Linked DNA regions of Homo sapiens: region 1 is linked to region 2. Evidence: read pairs that join two places in POLR2A ChIA-PET (ENCODE). Cell type or tissue: Panc1. All regions are shown on one strand.

The links. Peaks named below come from ENCODE experiments on the same cell type or tissue, not always from the same donor. Only the 100,000 strongest peaks of a DNase experiment are listed, where the experiment ranks them.
Region 1: POLR2A ChIA-PET joins it to region 2 with 9 read pairs; 7 of 35 experiments call an interaction of 5 or more read pairs at or near these places.

What each region holds. Positions count from the first base shown.
Region 1 is chr21:44,779,359-44,783,358 of GRCh38, forward strand. All of the region lies in intron 3 of UBE2G2 (ubiquitin conjugating enzyme E2 G2), which reads right to left. Among named protein-coding and RNA genes, the nearest start is that of UBE2G2, 20 kb to the right of the region's middle. In Panc1, no CTCF peak of the experiment used is centred here; no DNase peak of the experiment used is centred here; H3K27ac peaks cover 239 bases.
Region 2 is chr21:44,924,721-44,928,720 of GRCh38, forward strand. It overlaps ITGB2-AS1 (ITGB2 antisense RNA 1), which reads left to right. Exons shown (of 3, transcript NR_038316.1): 2 at 2,148-2,284; 3 at 3,134-4,000. It also overlaps a transcript of ITGB2 not described here. Among named protein-coding and RNA genes, the nearest start is that of ITGB2-AS1, 5.7 kb to the left of the region's middle. RefSeq lists enhancers at 1,288-2,177, 2,178-3,065, 2,410-3,609. In Panc1, no CTCF peak of the experiment used is centred here; no DNase peak of the experiment used is centred here; H3K4me3 peaks cover 1,083 bases; H3K27ac peaks cover 1,774 bases.

The DNA of each region.
Region 1 (4,000 bases), 150 kb before region 2:
GGGGAGCTGGGGTGGGGGGGGGGTACTGTGTGACAGTCCCCAGAGCCTCAGCATGACCAGCACAGGGAACGCCACCGAGGGAGGCACGAGCATGAGCTCTTGCTACTGGTACAACAGCCGCGCTGGAGAGGACAGTGCCCGGATGAGTACCCCCCCCGGCCCACACTGGCACCCAGCGCCCGGCAGCCTGGGGACGCCTCAAGCCTGGGTTACTCTGCTCCCCCTGCAATGGCCTGAACAAACACATTCCTGAAGCCCCGCCTTCTCAACACAGGGTGGGCACACACCATGTATCAGAGTGAGGCGTGGCCACCCCGAGCCTCCTGTCCAGTACAAGAGCTCAGAGCAAACGATAACCACCACCCATTCATTCTCCACACGCCCTCTGATGAAAGGGCACCAAGGATTGTGGTTTTCATTTTACTGTCAAGCAAGGCTGGAAAATCCAAGGATGAAATGACTTAGTCAAGGTCCTAGATCAATTTAGTATTAGAGTTAAGAGAACACAGTTCAAACTGCGAAATCAGAAGTCAGGCACATAAAGATACTATCTTTAAAAGTAACACTGTTCATATGTCAGGAATGCTTGCCAGCACTCAATATTTCTGGCACCTCTGAGTCCAGAATAAGAAAAAATGTCTGGGTAGTGTTTTTGGAATGAGCCAAATGGTATTTGCTCAATACTTTGATAACAGTTCTTTGTTTCTCATAATAGGGCTTTCTTTAAAAAAAATTTTTTTTAATCCACCAGGTCGTTCCTAGCCTCAGAAGCATGACCAAACATTTCCTGAAGTGCGCCCACATCTTAAATATCAAAGTTATTTGCAAATGCTCCGGTTTACTACTGGTTTGAAACTGGGATTTCTTTCTCTTTTCTAGAACGCCTGGCGCCCAGACAGGAGGGCAGATGGGCAGTGGTGTGCAGCAGCATGCCTGACCCCATGGAACATGCCTTCCAGGCAACTCCCGAGCCAGGAGTGGGAGACGCCACAGTGCTGTTTTTGGACAAGTTTTATTGCCATACTCCCAGACAACCTCACTTCTCTTTCACCGAAGATGGCCTCACCTGGGAATCTTCAAAAGAAACAACAACAAGGAGGACACAAATATATCCAAAGCAAATGTAAATTTTTCAAAGCCTGCAAATTATGCTGCCTTATTGATTGAAATCATGACCTAAACTCTTTCGGAGCTGAGCTAAGGACAAGCATTAGATTAAGCATCATAATGACCCTGCACTCTACACAGGAGGCACGCTTGCAACAGCTCAGACTGTTTTGCTGTCTTGTGGGTGAATTAGATACAAAAGCAAATATTGAAAACACCCATGGCCTACTCCTGACTAGCAATTCTCCCTCCTCACAAAGGACAACTGCCTTGTCACTGTCCTCCTCCAGAGTTGTGACCATTCCTCAGCAACAGTGTGGGTCACTTATATGCCAGTGAAAAGCGAAGATCAGCCTCTTCTGTCTTTCCACACTCAACTCAAGGGAGAGATTGTTCTTCTTTGCATTGCCTTTCTAACACTTTTTACTTTCTAGATAAGAGAAGCAGCAGGCAGGTCAGAGTGCCTTATGGAGCACCCAGGGCAAGTGGGTGCCCTGAGCTTCGCCGGCAAGCGGTGTTCCAGGAACTGGTGCGCTCGCCACTTCAGCTGCACGCAGGTGTTGGGAAAGCCGACTGCTTTTGCTGCTGTTCTCTTTATCAAGTTTGTCACAGCACATAGACAAGAAGTCTCCAACGCACATGTGATAAAGAATTAAAATCACAGAGAATGCAAACTCATCCATCAGTATTTAAAACCTGAAGTGGATGACTAAGGGACGATGGCCCTCCAAAAGCTGGAGCCAGCTGAGCTGGAGACGGGAAGGGCAAACTGCTTCATGGGCACCCTCCACTCTGGGGGAAGGATAAGCACCTCCCTTACGCTACAGAATCGACAGAGGGCACCCAGCAGGAAGGGCATGAGGGCTCCCGGCATCTGAGCTTGGGTGCGTCTCCTTCCTTCAGTCCCTGCTCTGCAGTTCAGCAAAAGCTTCTTGCCGATGTTCCCACCCCACTAATGCCCAGGACAGCAGGACCAAGGTGGGCTGCACACACAGCCCCCACACTGGGCACTTTAAAAGCCCTAGGACACTGGCTCTGCTATGCCAGGTTGTGCTTGTGGCTGTGCCAGGCAGTGAGGAGTTAAATAGAAACTGATCCCAATACCCTCGTAGCAAGAGGACGAGGCTGTAAGAAGCCGTGATTTGGGGAAGTGCCTTCCTGCACTTTCCTCCAGCACTTGGTCTCCACCAGGATGACATATTTGACCCTCACCCCCAGAGCAGGGCCCTGGCTCTGGTTTAAACCCAGAGATCCCCTGTGTTTCCTTTCTGTTTTGTGGTGTTCTAAGCACCCCAGGCGATACTCAGGTAGATAACCAATGCTAAGAACTGCTCGGAAGAAAAGGGGGAACATTTCCATTTTATGAAATCATAGTAGGGGCAAATATAGCTTTTGCTCCATATAATTATTTTCATAGTTAAACCTGTCCAAAAGGCATCTACAGCCATACCCTAATTATTTTTTGCAATATAGATGTTTCTTAAAATTTTTAAATCTAATATATTTGAACTATAAAGTGTACTAAATAAGTTCATCAATTATAAGAACTTTATAGTATATTCTAACATAGACAATCACTTTTACAACATAAACTTTGACCTTATTTAACTAGGAAAATAAAAGAATGTTGGAAAATATTCAAATACAGAAGTATATAAAATAAAAAGCAAATACCTCCCTCACTCCCCCTCCCAAAATCACCTCCTTGAGGTAACCAGAGTTAAGTTTGGTTATTGTTCCAGCTTTTCTCTATGTGTGTATAAATTCACATACTCTAATCTACAAAACTGGATTTCTAAAAATTCAAATGTATCATGGCATTGCTGAGAATTTTAAAACACCTAAATAAATGGAGAGACAGTCCATGTTCATGGATTAGAGCACTCAGTACTGATATGATGGCAATATCCCTCAAACTTATCTAAAGATTCAATGTAGTCTCAATCAAAATCCCACCAGGCATTTTGTAGAAATTGACAAGCTGACCCTAAAATGTAATGGAAATGCAATGGCCTAGTAAACAATCTTGAAAAAGAACAAAGTTGGCGGACTTAAATTTCCCAATTTTAAAACTTACCATGAAGCTCCAGTAATCAAGACAGTGTAGTAATGGCCTAAGGATAGGCATAGATCAATGGAATGCAATTCAGAGTCCAAAAATAAATCCTTGCATTTATAGTCAACTGATTTTTGACAAAGGTGCCAAAATTATGCAATGGGGAAAGAACTGTCTTTTCAACAAATGGTGCTGAGACAACTGGATAACCACATACAAAAGAATGAAACAGACTCCCACCTAACTCCATACATGACACTAAGTCAATCAAAATAGATCAAAGGCCTAAATGTAAAAGTGAAAAAACACAAAACTTCTACAAGCAAACATAAGAGAAAATCTTTGCAACCTTGGGTTATATACAACACCAAAAGCATGCTCTATATAAGAAAAAAAATGCAAAATCACACTTCATCAAAATTAACAACTTTTTAGTTTCAAAAGACTCTATTAAGAAAACAAAATGGAGAGTTGCAGATTGGAAGAAAATATTTAAAAATCCTATGTCTAATGAAGGACTTGTATCAAAATATATTTTAAAAACTCTTAACGTTCCATCAACAAGAAAACAACCGAATATAAAAATGGGGAAAAGTTCTGAAGTTCACCAAAGAAGATACATGAACGGCCAATAAGCCCATTAAGAGATGCTCAACATCATTAGTCGTCAAGGAAATCCAAGTCAAATCTGTAAGGAGACCCCACTTTACACCCACAAGAACAGCTGTTATCAGACAACAGCAGTGTTGGTGTGGAAGTGGAGAAACTGGAATGCTCATACACTGCTGCTGGGAATGCAAAATGGTGAGCTACTCTAGGAAGATAGTCTGATAGTTT
Region 2 (4,000 bases):
ATATAGCCTAGATCACATACATCCATGGTGCCACACTCACGCTACGGGGTAATGAATAAGAGCCCTTGAAGTGCTGCTCTGAAGCCTCGTGACCCACAGATCCGTAACACTGAGATTCTTCTGAAAAGCAAAATGTAGAAGGAGGCATTGAAGAATAACATGCACCTCGTCCCTGCAGACCCACACACCCCTAGAGCAGGACAGTGGTTACCCCTGAAGACAGAGAAGGCTACGGGCCTGGGAGATGGAAGCAGAGGGCTTCAAAGTTCTATTGTAGAGTTTTCTTTACTAAAAAGGAAGAAAAAGTTCTGGGCAAGTCAGGCAACATGTTAAGATTTGGTAAGATGAGAGGTAGCTGTTTGGGGATTGGTACTAGTGCTCTCCATGCTGTTCTGTATTCTTAAAATAGTTTATATCTTTTTTTTTTTTTTAAAGGAGCTAGGAGGAAGTGACTGCAAATGAGCAGAAGGATCTTTCAGGGGGTGGAAATGCTCTGAAATTAGATTGTGGTGATGATTGCACAATTCCGTAAATTTTCTTTTTGTTGCTGTTGTTTCTTTCTTTCTTTTTTTAATAGAGACTAGGTCTCGCTACGTTGCCAAGGCTATGGTGAGCCAAGATCACACCACTGCACTCCAGCCTGGGTGACAGAGTAAGATCCTGTCAGAAAGAAAGAAAGGAAGAAGGAAGGGAGGGAGGGAGGGAAGGAAGGAAGGAAGGAAGGAAGGAAGGAAGGAAGGAAGGAAGGAAGGAAGGAAGGAAAAAGAAAAGAAAAAATAAAAACTGAACTCACATGAGAACCACAGCCCACAAGAGGCAGGTCTGGACTTGTGGTCTAACCCTAACCAGACTGACTGCTAGCAAAACAAAAAGATCATTGTTGTCCAGAGGATTTTAGTAGAATCCAGAGTCTTATTAAATAATATTCAAAATGTCCATGATACAACCCAAAAGTACTCAAACAGCAACAAAGAAAACCTTGAGAACTTGTAAGAGAAAAGATAACTAATAGATGCCAACTCCGAGATAATCCCAATGCTGAAATGATCACACGGAGCATTAAAACAGCTGTTAGAGGCCGGGCGCGGGGGCTCACGCCTGTAATCCCAGCACTTTTGGAGGCCGAGGCGGGTGGATCACGAGGTCAGGAGTTCGAGACCATCCTGGCTAACATGGTGAAACCTCGTCTCTACTAAAAATACAACAACAACAAAAATAAATCAATAAAAATAAAATTAGCTGGGCATGGTGGCGGGTGCCTGTAGTCCCAGCTACTTGGGAGGCTGAGGCAGGAAAATGGTGTGAACCTGGGAGGCGGAGCTTGCAGTGAGCCAAGATCGTGCCACTGCACTCCAGCCTGGACAACAGAGCGAGACTCCGTCTCAAAAAATATATATACAATAAATAAATAAATTAATTAATTAATTAAATAAAGGCTGGTGGAGGGAGTGAAGGGGAGGGGCTAGGGACCGTGGGGCTTCCCAGAGCCGTGACCTTGCTATGGGGGGACCCAGACCTCCATTCCGGGGACTCACTCAGCACTCATCTTACTATCCCCCATCTGATGTGCCTGTTGCACAAGGCTGGAAGTCAGAGGCTGTGCACGTTTTTCTTTGTGGAGACAAGTGAGTAATTGGTGCGTTTAGTGTAAAAATATCAGGTGTGGCTGCACGGAGTGAAAAATCACAGGCTCCACGGAGCCGGGAGGCCTGCTGCCCTGCCCTCTTGCTTTGATGAGGAAATGGCGACCGCAGAAGGAAATGTAGCAGCACCGGCAACCGGCATCCGTGGGGCCACGCCGGGCTGCTTCCCAGGGCCCTCCAGCCAAGCAGCCACAGGAAAGAGTAGATGTTGATCCCAAGCTAGGACTGAGGAGTCCGTCCCTAAGAGCCGAGGGAGTCAGGTGGGCGAAACTGGCCGCATGTCTGGGTACAACTGCTCAGGGTTTCTCATCTGCTGAATCACCAAGCTAGGTTCTGAAGCCAGGCGTGAGTGAGCAGGACTGGAGCAGGATTCTGGGAACAATCTTTTCCCTCCAGTCAGCCCAGAAATTCCATTTGCAGTCACTTTCACTTATGTATTCCAGAAAACTACCTGCTGTCATCAGGGGTTGGTTGGTTGAGCCTTTCCCTGTGCTTGCCTGGCAGACCTGCGTGCTCTGAGGCTGCCCGACCCTGAGCTCCAGAACAGACCATCGAGTTCAGGAGACAAGCATGTCAGCCATGACACAAGGCAGATGAGAGGGACCCCCAGCGTCCACACGTGGAGGCAGCGGGGGCAGCCGGTGAGCATAGATGGGGAAGGAGATTCAGAGCCTGAGGGCTGCTCTCCTGCCCTCCCATCCTGGACACTGGCCTGGGCCCCCCAGCTTCCCTTCGCCCAGCTTCCACCCCCATAACACACAACCCCAGAGCTTGGGAAGGAGGTCTCTCTGTGACAGGTGGGATTCTGGAAGTTTCCACGGAGGAGACCCCATAGGAGCAGGGTTTGAAGGTCAAGAAAGATGCTAAGGATGGAGAGGGCCAGTGGGGAGAGGGTGGTTCCAGGCTCACTTCACAGAGGTGCTTGGGGAGCTGCAATATTTTGGCAGCACCAAGGGAAGAGTCAGGTCAGTGAGGTTCATAAGGGATGAGAAAGGAGTCTAACCAGCCCTGGAGACCCCTGGGGTCTGGCCCCACAGGGAGATGTCCAAGTGGCAGAAAGTCCCTTCCTGCCTGGAGAGCACCCCCACGAGGACCCTGGGGCCACCCGGGAACCGCTGCTCCCTCCCAGTCACTCACCACACTTCCCTCTCCCGCCCACCCTCCAACCTGCCTGCAAATTCCCCTGCAACCCAACTCTGGTCTCCTCCCAACCCTGCCCCCACGTAGGCCTTTTTTTTTCTTTTTCACTTCTTCCCCCCAGTGACTTCCTTCTGCAGTGTTGATTCAGCTCCCTTTGAAGGCGGGTGAGACCTTTTGCAGGCTGGGGGCAGGGGCGGGGGCGGAGAAGAGGGCTGCAGGCAGGGCTGGCAGAGGGGAGGAGGTGACACACACTCCCTGGAGGCGAGTGGGGAGGGCTCGGGGCAGGAAATGGAGTTGGGTGCCCCAGGTGGGGTGCTCCAACGAGCTCTTTCTCATGGGATCCCCCACAGATCCATACAAACAGGCTGACCATCAGGGCTGGTCCCAGGCCACCAGGCTGGGTGCAATGCAGAAATGGAGATCTGCCCCGGGGAAGGCAGGTGAGTGTAGGAAGGAGGGAGGGCTGCGAGAAGCTGGGGGCAGCCTCCATCCCCCTGTGGCCTGGGTGGGCCTGTGCCCCCCCAACCCCCCGACGCAGCTTCCCACACTGGGAGCACAGTTCCTCCCTCCTCTGCCTTCCTCTGCGTGGTGTGGCTCCTCCTTGAGGGAGAGAGCTGAGGAGGTGGCATTCTTGCTTCCCTGACTCACCCAAAGGAAGATTTCACAGCCCCTGGCAAGGGCTGCCAGACAGGCTCACCTGTCACCCCCTGTCCAGGGACAGACTGACCGGTAGCCTTGGCTGGGTGGGGAGTTATGCTGGGAAGTCTTCCAGGCCCCCTGGGGGTGGGAAGATGCTCAATGTTCAAAGGAGATGGAACGAGGAAAACAGTTAAGCAACGATGGACTCCAGGGGGAAAACCGGAGAAGAAGAAACTGTAATTCCAGTCCGTCCACATGGCCCAGCAGTGAACGACAATTGCATGGTCAGAGAGAGCAAAAGCACCACGCCGACTGAAAGCAGCTCGAATGTGGTGGGGCAGTGGGAGATAATGCCCTCATCTACCAAAACAAGATCTGCCACCTTCGCAGACCACTAAACCTCATTCCTCCACCCACCTCCCCACCCCCATGAAGGCCAACTGACCAGAGAGCAGGGCTCCCGAGGGTCGGGTCGGGTCGGGTCGGGTTGGGTCGGGTGGGTGCCTCTTACCCTAACTGAGGCTCTGCCCTGGACTCGGAGTCCACTTGCTGTCAAAGCATGCCACTCTTCTTTCTGA